Linked DNA regions of Homo sapiens: region 2 is linked to region 1. A link is an interaction called in ENCODE POLR2A ChIA-PET data of the cell type or tissue named here. Cell type or tissue: PC-3. All regions are shown on one strand. Links, peaks and the distances in the headings refer to the core of each region. The heading gives the core; the rest is flanking DNA.

Region 1 (6,115 bases), core at 958-4,957:
TTTTGTAAAATGCTTTTTCTGTGTCTATTGAGATAATTGTGTGACTTTTAATTGTGTTTCTGTGGTGTATCACATTTATTGACTTATGTATGTTAAATCATTCCTGCATCCCTCTTATGAAACCCATTTGATCATGGTGGATTATCTTTCTGATATGCTGTTGGATTCAGTTTGCTAGTACTTTGTTGAGGATTTTTGCATCTATGTTTATCAGGGATATTGATCTGTAATTTTCTTTTTTTGTTATATCCTCTCCTGGTTTTGGTATTAGGGTGACAATGGCTTTAGAGAATGATCGACTTAGAGAGGATTCCCTGTTTCTCTATCTTTTGGAATAGTGTTAATAGGATTGGTACCAATTCTTCTTTGAATGTCTGATAGAATTCAGCTGTGAATCCATCTGGTCCTGGACTTTTGTTTTTGGTAATTTTTTTTATTGCCATTTCAATCTCATTGCTTGTTATTGGTCTGTTCGGAGACTCTATATCTTTCTGGTTTAATCTAGGAGGGTTATATACTTCCAGGAATTTATCCATCTCCTCTAGGTTTTCTAGATTATGCCTGCAAAGGTGTTCATAGTAGCCTTGAATAATCTTTTGTATTTCTGTGGTATCAGTTGTAATATCTCCCATTTTGTTTCTAATTGAGCTTATTTGGATCCTCTCTCTTTTCTTGGTTAATCTTCTCTCTTTTCTTGGTTAATGGTTAATGGGCTATCAATTTTATTTATCTTTTCAAAGAACCAGTTTTTTGTTTTATTTCAATTTTTTTTTCAATTTCATTTAGTTCTGCTCTGATCTTCATTATTCATTTTCTTCTGCTGGATTTGGCTTTCAATTGTTCTTGTTTCTCCAGTCCCATTAGAAGTGACCTTGGATTGTCTATTTGTGCTGTTTCAGATTTTTTGATGTAGGGCTTTCCTCACTAAAGGAAAAATTATTGATTAGAAATGATCTGCTTTTACTGATTCCGATAAACTTGCCTTTAATACATAAATGCTATGAACTTTCCTCTTAGCACTGCCTTTGCTGTATCCCAGAGGTTTTGATAGGTTGTGTCACTATTATTGTTCAGTTCAAAGAATTTCTTAATTTCCATCTTGACTTCAGTGTTGACTCAATGATCATTCAGGAGTAGATTATTTAATTTCCATGTATTTCCATGGATTGGAGGGTTCCTTTTGGAGTTGATTTCCAATTTTATTCCACTGTGGCCTCAGAGAGTACTTGATATAATTTCAATTTTCTTAAATTTACTGAGACTTGTTTTGTGGCTCATCATATGGTCTATCTTGGAGAATTTTCTATGTCCTGATGAATAGAATGTATATTCTGCAGTTATTGGGTAGAATGTTCTGTAAATATCTGTTAAGTCCATTTGTTGTAGGGTATAGTTTAAGTCCATTGTTTCTTCGTTGACTTTCTGTCTTGATGACCTGTCTAGTGCTGTCATTGGAGTATTAATATCCCCCACGACTATCTTGTTGCCATCTATCTCATTTCTTAGGTCTAGTAGTAATTATTTTACAAATTTGGGAGGTCCAGTGTTGGGTGCATATATGTTTCGAATTGTGATATTTTCCTGTTGGACTAGATGTTTTAACATTATATAATGTCCCTCTTTGTCTTTTTTAACTGCTGTTGCTTTAAAGTTTGTTTTGTCTGATATAAGAATAGCTACTCCCACTCACTTTTGGTGTCCATTTGCATAGAATATCTTTTTCCATCCTTTTACCTTAAGTTTATATGAGTTCTTATGTGTTAGTTGAGTCTCCTGAAGGCAACAGATAGTTGGTTGGTGAATTCTTATCCATTCTGCAATTCTGTATCTTTTAAGTGGAGCATTTAGGCCATTTACATTCAACATTAGTATTGAGATGTGAGGTACTATTCCATTCATCATGCTATTTGTTGCCTGTATACCTTGGCTTTTTAAATTGTATTTTTGTTTTATAGGTCCTGTGAGATTTATGCTTTAAAGAGGTTCTGTTTTGATGTATTTCCAGGATTTGTTTCAAGATTTAGAGCTCTTTTTAGCAGTTCTTATAGTGATGGCTTGGTAGTAGCAAATTCTCTCGGCATTTGTTTGTCTGAAAAAGACTGTATCTTTCCTTTATGAAGGAAATTCACTGGATTCAAAATTCTTGGCTGATAATTGTTTTTTTGTTTTTTGTTTTTTTTTTTTGAGACAGAGTCTCACTCTGTCACCAGGCTGGAGTACAGTGGTGTGATCTTGTCTCACTGCAACCTCTGCTTCCTGGGTTCAAGTGATTCTCCTGCCTCAGCCTCCCGAGTAGCTGGGAGTACAGGCATGCACCACCACACCCAGCTAATTTTTTGTATTTTTAGTAGAGACAGGGTTTCACCATGTTGGTCAGGATGGTCTCAATCTCCTGACCTCGTGATCCACCCACCTTGGCCTCCCAAAGTGCTGGGATTACAGGTGTGAGCCACTGCGCCTGGCCAATTGTTTTGTTTAAACAGGCTGAAGATAGGGGCCCAGATCCTTCTTGCTTGTAGGGTTTCTGCTGAGAAATCTGCTGTTAATCTGATAGGTTTTCTTTTACAGGTTATCTGGTGCTTTTGCCTCACAGCTCTTAAGATTGTTTCCTTCACCTTGACTTTAGATAACATAATGACAATGTGCCTGGGTGATGATCTTTTTGCAATGAATTTCCCAGGTGTGCTTTGAGCTTCTTTTATTTGGATATCCAGGCCTCTAGCAAGGCCAGGGAAGAGTTCCTTGATTATTCCCCCAAATATGTTTTCCAACCTTTTAGATTTCTCTTCTTCCTCAGGAATGCCAATTATTCTTAGGTTTGGTTGTTTAACATAATCCCAAAATTCTTGGAGGCCTTGATTATTCATTTATTTCTTACTCTTTTTTGGATTGAGTTAATTTGAAAACCTTGTTTTCGAGCTCTGAAGTTCTTTCTTCTGCTTGTTCAATTCTATTGCTGAGACTTTCCAAAACACTTGGCATTTTCTAAGTGTGTCTTTTATTTCCTGAAGTTGTGATTGTTTTCACTTATGCTATGCATTTCACTGAAGATTTATCCTCTCATTTCTTGTATTATTATTACTTTTTTGATTTCCTTAAATTGGACTTCACCTTTCTCTGATGCCTCCTTGATTAGCTTAACAATCTACCTTCTCAATTCTTTTTCTAGCAACTCAGAGGTTTCATCTTGGTTCAGTTCCATTGCTGGTGAGCTGGTATAATCTTTTGGGGGTGTTAAAGAATCTCATCTTGTCATATTACTAAAATTGTTGTTCTGGTTCTTTCTCATTTGAGTAGACTATGTCAGAGGAGAAATCTGGGATTCAAGGGCTGCTGTTCAAATTCTTTCGTTTCATGGGGTGCTCCCTTGAAGTGGTGTTCTTCCCCTTCCCCTAGGAATGGGGCTTCCTGAGAGCCAAACTGTAGTGACTGTTTTTGCTCTTCTGGGTCTCGCCACCCAGCAGAACTACCAAGCTCCAGGCTGGTACTGGGGAGTGTCTGCAAAAAGTCCCATGATGTGATCCATTTACAGATCTTGCAGCCATGAATACCAGTACCTGCTCCAGTGGAGTTAACAGGGTAGTGAGGTGGATTCTGTGAGGGTTTTTGGTTGTGTTTTTGTTTAGTGTGTTGGTTTTGTGTTGGTTGGCCTCCAGCCAGGAGATGGTGCTTTCAAGAATGCATCAGCTGCAGTCCTATAGGGAGGATTCAAACCTGCCCTAGGGACACCTGGTTAAGTATTCAGGTTTCTCAGGTGGTAGCCAGGGCCATAGAGCTCCCAAGAGATGATGACCATTGTCTTCTGCTAGCAGGGTGGGTAGAGAAAGACCACCAGGTTGGGGCAAAGATAAGCATGTCTGAGCTCAGCTTCTCCTTGGGTGGGGCTTGCTGTGGCTGCTGTGGGGGATGGGGATGTGGGTCCCAGTCCAATGGAGTTATATTCCCAGGGGGATTATGGTTGCCTCTGCTGAGTAATACAGATTACCAGGGAAGTGGGGGAAAGCTGGCCCAGACCACAAGCCTCCTCATTGAGAAAGCAAGCTGACTCACAGTTTTTCAGGATTTCAGGGAGCCTGCAGTAGTGATCCAGTTCCTTCAGAGGGTCTGTGGATTCTCTTAGCATTCCTGTTATATTCCTGCGGTAGTTCTTGCAGCAAAAGTTCACAACATGAATCTCCACATGCTGCTATCTGTGGGAGCAGGAGCTGCAAGCTAGTCCTGCCACCTATCTGCCATCTTAATCCCCTGCTCAATGAACTTTGAAGTTTAGTGCCTTGTTAGTGGTGAGTAGCCACTTCATGGGTAACAAATTTTATTTGAAGACAAGCTTCCTGGTGCTTGCCCTAAACTCCTAGTTACAGCTCTGGGAAAGAGAATGCAAGTCAGAGAGGACTGCAAGGGGAAAGGTGGTTGTAAAGACACGCTGTCTTCTGTCTTGGTACTGAGTTTATGTTGATGTAGGGTCTTCCCCGATCTGAGTTGACATAATAGGATGGGACCAGATTATCAAGAACTGTTTGAATGCCTGTGACATTTGTATGGTGACGAGGTAGCAAATGTGCACCATGGTTTACCCCATAATATGCCTGTGTCAGATTCTGCATTTCTGCTAGCCATCAGCTTAGCCTCATTTTCCTTTCCTTCTTTTTCTTCCCAGTCATAATGTCATTTGGGATGTTTTAGGCAACAAAGAACAATCCAACGTGATGACATTTTTATAGTATAGTTATAGATAGCTCTGTCAACAGCATAAAGGTGAATGGGTAAAAATGAGTTCTGTAATGATGTTGACAAAGCTAATTTAAAAGTGGGCTCTTGCTCTTTGAAAAGTTGTTTTCGAATTCCCATTAAGGTCTTGGGGGATGAGAAACTTATTTTCAATATCTTTAAGAATAATAATCATTTTTGAGTCTCACTTATTTTTTCTCTCAACTATTTATGGGATGATTACTGTCCACATATACCTGCAATGGTGAGTCATAGAGTTTCCCAGAAGGCTGATCATGTCTGTGGAGGACAGGATGAGAATGACTAGTCTTCTTTATAATGAAATACTTCAAAGATGCATGTCATCATTTAAGTTCCTGGTGGCAGGGGAAGTGATCATATATCAAAGTGACTGAAAGGACCTGATGGGACTATTACCTTGTTTGTTATGTCTTTGTCTGTCATCACCAAGGAGCAGACATAGTCTATACTTTCAAAGGAATGAGCAGAGAGATAAGGCTTTCTGAATATTCCCTGGCTTTACCTCACCATATGAAGATTTGATACACTGGTGTCCTCCATATTTGCAGGATTCATTAAAAGAAGGGCCATCTCTAATGAGTGATGACAAAGCCCACCTTCTCATTACTCACTCAGAAGATGGTGGTTGTTGGAAACCCAACAGCTCACTTAGTTTTGTTCCTTCCCTTTCTTTTACAATTTATGCAACCAAGATGATAGGGGATGTCTTTAGTCTGGAATAATCACTCATGAACAAAGCTTTGCCTTTCATTTTATAGTGCATTTGCTAATATCAAATGAGGAAGACAAAAGTCTGAATACTTTTTTTAAAAAAAGAACAAAAAGTTGTGCCAGCCTTCAGTTACTTAATTATTTGTTCAACAACTATATTAGTAAGGGTTCTCCAGAGAAACAGAATGAATAGGATATCTATCTACTTACCTATCTATCATCCATTTATCTATCAATCAATCAATCAATCACCTATCTACTATCTATCTAGATATTCTATCATAGTCTATCTAGATAGATAGATATTGGGATATTGATAGATAGATGCCTATATACATTATATATACATATATATAATAAGGTATTGAGTCATGTGATTATGGAACTTGGGATTTGCCAGTCTCAACACCCATAGTTGGCAAGCTAGAGACCCAGGAGAGCCATTGGTAGTCTGAGTTCAATGGCCTGAGGACCAGGAGAGCCAACAATATAGTTCAAGTCTAAAGGCAGGCAGAGTTGAGACCCAGGAAGAGCCTGTATTTCAGTTAGGGTCTGAGGGCAGGAAAATACTGATGCCCCAGTTCAAAGCCAGTCAGGCAGACTAAATTCTCTCTTACTTGACCTTTTCTTGTATTCAAGCCTTCAAATGCTTTTT
Region 2 (6,115 bases), core at 1,349-5,348, 300 kb after region 1:
TTCCAGATGACTATTCCTATGGGTCACACATCACTGTCAGCCACATGCTTTTCATGAGAGTCACAAGGGAAGGTCAGGGAGAGCAGGCCATCCTTGCCCCAAAATTCTCTAAGGCACCAGAACTTTGACAGGGTGTAGTGAAGACAGTGTCCTATTACAGCAAATAAGAAGACAGGCCAGAGGTTTTAGAGGTGTTGATTTTTAAGCCTTAAGCAAAACTGGCTTAACCATAAGAAAAGAAGTTAAGAAGAATATGAAAAAAAAGATTTTATCTATTACATCTGTGCCACAATAAATGTCACAGATTTAATTAGCTCATTTCACTGTATTATATGAGTCTATTTTTTTACATCATCAATTGAGCATCCACATTCACTACATTGCAAAAGACATTTTCCAGAAGTCCCCAAATTTATCCACGTCTTAAGATGGTTTCAATGAATGGTCCATACATTGCAATCCCGAAAAATGGAGGCAAATGTGCTTCATTTCTTCTTGCTCATGAGCAGGTGGTTTTCACTAGCTCATATCTTTGATACCTCTAAAATGGTTTTTGAAAAGTACAAATGTGTCACTTACAGGGAAGACACCAGCAATAGCTTCAATATCCATAAAAAATGTGTCAGTAAAAGGGAGTGAAAAATGGAACACAAGTTTCCTTTTCCCTTGCTATAAACAATGAGCAAGCCCAGAATATTTTCTATAAAAACACACATTTTGTTTAAGAGCCAGTATCATGAACCCTGTGTTCGTTCCTATAAAATATTGCTTCCAATAACAGTTTGGGGGAGGAAAATATATTTAATAATTCTCAGTCAACTTAGTCCAGTGCACTAAAGCTTAAATAAAATGTAATTTAGAAAACAACATCCTAGACAAAACAAGATGACAATGGTGAGGTTTTAAAAAAATCTCTATAAATCTTTTCACAAAACTACACAAAGCAACTGAAAAGAAAATGGACACTGTGTTGGTTTCCCATTCCTGCTATACCAAATGACCACAAACTCAGTGGCTGAAAACGAATCAGATTAATTATCTTCTAGTTCTGAAGGTCAAAAGTCCAAAAACAATCTTCACGGGACTGAAATCAAAGTGTTGGTGGGGCTGCATTCCTTTCTGGAGGCTTTAGGGGAGGATTTTTGTTTGTTTCTTTAAAATCTTATAATATTGCCACAGCATATCTCAGTGTTTATTGTTTGGGATTAAGGTTGATGTTCATAGCTACTCACTGTGCCTTTTCACTGTGGAGATTCAAATCATCTTTTGATGCTCTCTTTATCTCTTGAAGACATGGTAACAGAATGGAGCAATATAAAAATTATTAAAATAATGTGCTAAAAGAAAATGATTAATAAATAGCTAATAGCAATAATAAAGCATCTACAAGTATCTAAGTAAGGATAAAATCCAAGCAGACTCTTCTGCGATGATTTGGTGAACCCTCAGGGGTCAAGCACGAGGAAGCCCTAGGGGTCTGATGTTTTACGGTGGAAGTTCAAGAGAGGACACCCTTGGGTTTGACCTCCATCTCATGCACACAGATGCAATTTGCATCTTAAGCATGTATACATCATTATTGTAGGGCATACTCAACATATTTTATCACTATGACTGACACAGAAGTTAAGGCAGGAGCTTCCCAATTATAAAAAAAAAAAAACCCAACCCACTAAGCTGAGCCAGAGAAAACTAATAAAAACAATTAGAGCAGTTTTGATGCAGGTCTTGCTGGAGAGTCATCCATCTCCAGGTGAGTCCATGAGCTCAACCAGATGTTCAGCTGCAATAAGACCTTCTATCTTATTCTTCAGCTGGCTAAGCCAGATGGTGGGGAGATGTTATCTCTTCATCCCTCTTTCTCACTCACTTGTCAAGTTTAAGTCTTTTTCACCTTGGTCCCCAAGTAACTGAGAGCTGCCAAGTGCCTAGGTGTTGACAACAATGCAATCACTCCCTCTCAAAAGAGAGAAAGGGATGGTTTGTCTGTGGCAAATAACTGGCAGCGTGGGTAGGGGGGAATGTCTTAATCTGTTTGTGATACTATCACAGAATAGCTGAGAGTGGTAATTTATAAACAACAGACAATTATTTCTCACAGTTCTGGAGGCTGGAAAGTCCAAGATTGAGGCACTGGCAGAGTCAGTATCTAGTAAGAACTGCTCTCTGCTTCCAAAATGACAACTTGTGACTGGGTCCTCAACATGGCAGAAGCCAAAAGGGACGAGTTAGTCCCCAGAGCCCTTTTATAAGGGCACTAATCGCCTGCTAATGGCCCCATCTCTTAATACATTCCCTTTGGGGACTACGTTCCAGCGTATGAGCTTTGGAAGACACATGTATGTGTAAGTCCTACACTGTCAGAATCTATCTTGGCTCATCATCTCCTTACTAGCCAAATCCATGGGACAACGGCAAACCAAGCTATCAGGGGCCGCCACAGTGCTGCTTAGGGGTGGTGCAGCCACTTGGCTTGGTTTCACCTTTGCTTCCACATCCTCCACTGTTAACCGACCCCAGTGCCTGTATATTGGGGTATGGATGTTCTGTTGTCAGGCCAACTTGGGAGGATATGATTGTATAGGACGTCCTCCCAGTGATGTAGCCACAAGTCCCTTTTGATGTTCCTAAATGGTTTGTAAACTTTTTCCACATTTCTGTACGTCAAGGTTCTCCTGTAACCTAATAAGTCCATTGCCCCGTGCATGTGGCAAGTCACTGCCCCGAGACACCGGGTTGCAGCAGAGAAAGAGGTTTAATCATGGGGCTGCCAAATGAGGAGATGAGAGGAAACCTTCAATCCATCTCTCCAAGGAGTTTGGGGCTAGGGGCTTTAAGGGTTTTGGAGTGGGCCGAAGCGTGGAGATCACTGATTGGTAGAAGAGTGCAGGGTGAAGTCATGGGACAGGGCAATGAAGAAGCTGTGTTCTCACGCTGATTGGGTTCCTCTGTGGGGGGTCTTCAAACTGGTTGGCCTCAGCTGTTTCACTGGAATTCAGGATCTGCTGAAGCAATTCTTAAACAGAAGCCTCTGATTCTAACATCAGAGATCCTTTCGATAGGAACAACAGAGATGCAAATGGTCAGGATCTAGTGCTATGGGGCTCGTGGTTACAAGGAAGTGGGTGCAAGTGCAGCCTGAGGAATGCTGAATGATGACTCTATTTCTGTCCGGAATTCTTGGGAACCCTGTGAGGATGGCTTCCTGCCCTGAGTAGCCCCAGAACTCTTGTGGAGCATCCACTAGGAATGTATGAGGTAAAGGGGTTGATTTTATTAGATCCTCATATTGCTCCAGGTTTATGAGTCACTACTTGTCCTCAAATGCAGTCAATACAAAGGTATTTCCTTAAGAAAAAACAGTGGGCTCATCAAGTCAACACCACACTGTATTTCATCAAAGAGAGCCTTCCTTACACATTGACAGCATGTGAACTTCCCCCTGACTCAAAATACCTATAAAGTGCCCTGAGCAGACCCGGGAGCAGGATCACAGTTAAGTAAAGTGTTCAAGTCTCACTGTAGAGTATTTTCCTTTGGTCCCTAAGCCCTCTCCTAGCCATAGCTTTAAAATAAATAAATAAAAGCCCTAGCTTTCTCAGGCAACTGTCAACCCGTCATTGTTTTCAGCTGTGGCTCTTGCCACAATTGAACCCAAATTCATTTTTAATGATAACATTTCTACACTTTTGCAAAGTAGTTAACCCAGATGTGACACACTGAGAATAAAAAGCAGATGTCTTCATCAGATCCTGAATGTGCTACTCTCATAAAACATATCTATTCATAAATGTCTTAGGCTAGACGATGATTTATTGTAGCTGAGCTTTTCATGCCCCGCCAAAAGAAAGGCTAGAAGCACAAGTGTGGGAGTTTACCAGCTGTCCTGATGAAACAAGAGAGAACCCACTCATGTCTTCATCACAATTGTGCCCAAGGACAGTTTTTCTAATCATGCTATGTCAAGTTTTAGCACAAACAATGTTGTAATTTCCTACTTCCTCTTTTCAGAATCACAAGTTACTAATGAAGAAAAGAAATAAAAGAAAAAACCCTAGAGAGCAACTGTACCCCATCTGTAAAATATTCAAAAAAGAATAGAAATGAAGGCTTATTGCACACACAAACGAGGCTGCAATTTGTGAAAGTTGTGAGAATGAAGTGGGGGTGACTAGTGTTAAGAAAATCCTGGCAAACAGAGCCAGGGAAAACCATGGAGATGGTTCACATGCTTGTAGGTCTGATAACAAAAACTATCACAAAAGGCTGCAAAAACCACAACCTTGCACAAATGTCATCGCAACCTTACAGAAAAAATACTTCTATAAGGACATCTGCCAAACAACTCCCTGACCAAACTCGGACTGGTGTCACCTTTGTTATTGATTTTTGTAGTCAAAGATAATGATTTCAAAACAGTTACATCATCCTCCTCATTTTTCCCTTTAAAAACTTTTGTCTTCCTTTACCTCCCTGAATAGGCGTATAGTTTACTATGGCATGTGTGTTTCTATTGCAATGCCCTGTTCACAAATAAACATCTTTTCTTTTGGAGAGACTCTCTGTTATTTAGGTTGACAAAGTAAAATGTAGTTTTCACTATTTTGACTTCATGGCATTTCCTTTAAGTCTCAGGCTCACCAGTGCATGTTTATATGGAACGAAAAAAAAAAAAAACTATTATTTGAACAGACAGTGCCGCCATAAGAATGTGGGATTTATAAGTACCACGCGCTAACCGATTGCGCCACTGGAGAGTAAACTATCGCAAGAACAAAGAACCAAACACCGCATATTCTCACTCATAGATGGGAACTGAACAATGAGAACACATGGACACAGGAAGGTGAACATCACACTCTGGGGACTGTTGTGGGGTGGGAGGAGGGGGGAGGGATAGCATTAGGAGATATACCTAATGCTAAATGACGAGTTAATGGGTGCAGCACACCAGCATGGCACATGTATACATATGTAACTAACCTGCACATTGTGCACATGTAACCTAAAACTTAAAGTATAATAATAATAAAATAAACCAATCCAAATGAAGATTTAAAAAAAAAATTTAAAAAAAAGAATGTGGGATTTAAAGACGGTGCATTCTAACTTCTTGAGGGTCTGAGTTTAACACTGATTCCAGTGTGCTGAGATTCCTTTGTCCTTGGGAATGACCTCCTTGTGTTTGGGTGGTGGATCCCAAGGGCCTCCTTACAGAGACAAGAGAATCTCCAAGTTCAAGGGGACCTTACCTTAAATATTAACCAGTCCCAAATCCATAGAGACAGAAAGATTAGTGGTTGCCAGGGGCTGGGATAAGGGAAGATTGGAGGGTGATTACTAATGGCTTTCTTTTTGAGATGACAGAAATGTTCTGGAATTAGATAGTGGAGATGGTGATACCTGTACACCCTTGTGAATATACTAAAAACTAGTGAATAGTTATACTTTAAAGTGGTAAATTTTGTACTATGTGCAATATCTCAATAAAAATGAATGAAAAGGTCAGTACTATGTTAAAGTTCTTTTGTGTGCATGAGCCCACACACACGTGTCACCAGTCAGTCTACACATTCATATGGTAATGCTCACATCAGCACCCTTGCCATGGGATCACCCAGCTTATGTACAAATACACCCAGGATAGAGCAAGGCACCACCTTTCAAAGAAGCCCCTTCCATTGTTGAATGACTCTTGCTATTAGAAAAGAATCCCACCAGCCAGCTGAAATAGGCTTTGCTGTGGCCTTCACTCACTGGCACTGCTGTTACCCCTTGCAGCTTTAGAAAATGACTTTATTAATCTTTATGAAAAAGATGCCTTAGCAACAACTTTCCCATTACTCCTGGATCATCCCTTCTCCAGATTATATAACCTCAGTGTCATCAACCACACATCCTGAAACTTGGTTTTGAGTCATCTTTCTCATTATTCTCCTCAAAGTGTGTTCAGTTTATCCAGGTTTTTTCAGTAGTGTGGTTTCTTGAGCTGGAAGAAGTACTGCTGAAGTCATCTCATGCAGCTCTCCAAGAAGCAAAGCCCAAGTCCCCAACATCTCCCCTGACATTGTGGTGAACACCAAGAAGCTATAAGATCAGATGTCTTCTCTCAAGT

The links. ChIA-PET counts read pairs that join two places held together with the same protein. Peaks named below come from ENCODE experiments on the same cell type or tissue, not always from the same donor. Only the 100,000 strongest peaks of a DNase experiment are listed, where the experiment ranks them.
Region 2: POLR2A ChIA-PET joins it to region 1 with 5 read pairs; 1 of 35 experiments calls an interaction of 5 or more read pairs at or near these places.

What each region holds. Positions count from the first base shown.
Region 1 is chrX:8,287,720-8,293,834 of GRCh38, reverse strand. The region is part of intron 2 of LOC107985675 (a long non-coding RNA gene); the gene reads right to left. Among named protein-coding and RNA genes, the nearest start is that of VCX2, 120 kb to the right of the region's middle. In PC-3, for the core only: no CTCF peak of the experiment used is centred there; no DNase peak of the experiment used is centred there; H3K27ac peaks cover 889 bases.
Region 2 is chrX:7,985,577-7,991,691 of GRCh38, reverse strand. The region is part of intron 1 of LOC107985675 (a long non-coding RNA gene); the gene reads right to left. Among named protein-coding and RNA genes, the nearest start is that of PNPLA4, 61 kb to the right of the region's middle. RefSeq lists an enhancer at 4,230-4,524. In PC-3, for the core only: no CTCF peak of the experiment used is centred there; DNase peaks (open chromatin) are centred at 3,123 and 3,486; H3K4me3 peaks cover 803 bases; H3K27ac peaks cover 2,400 bases.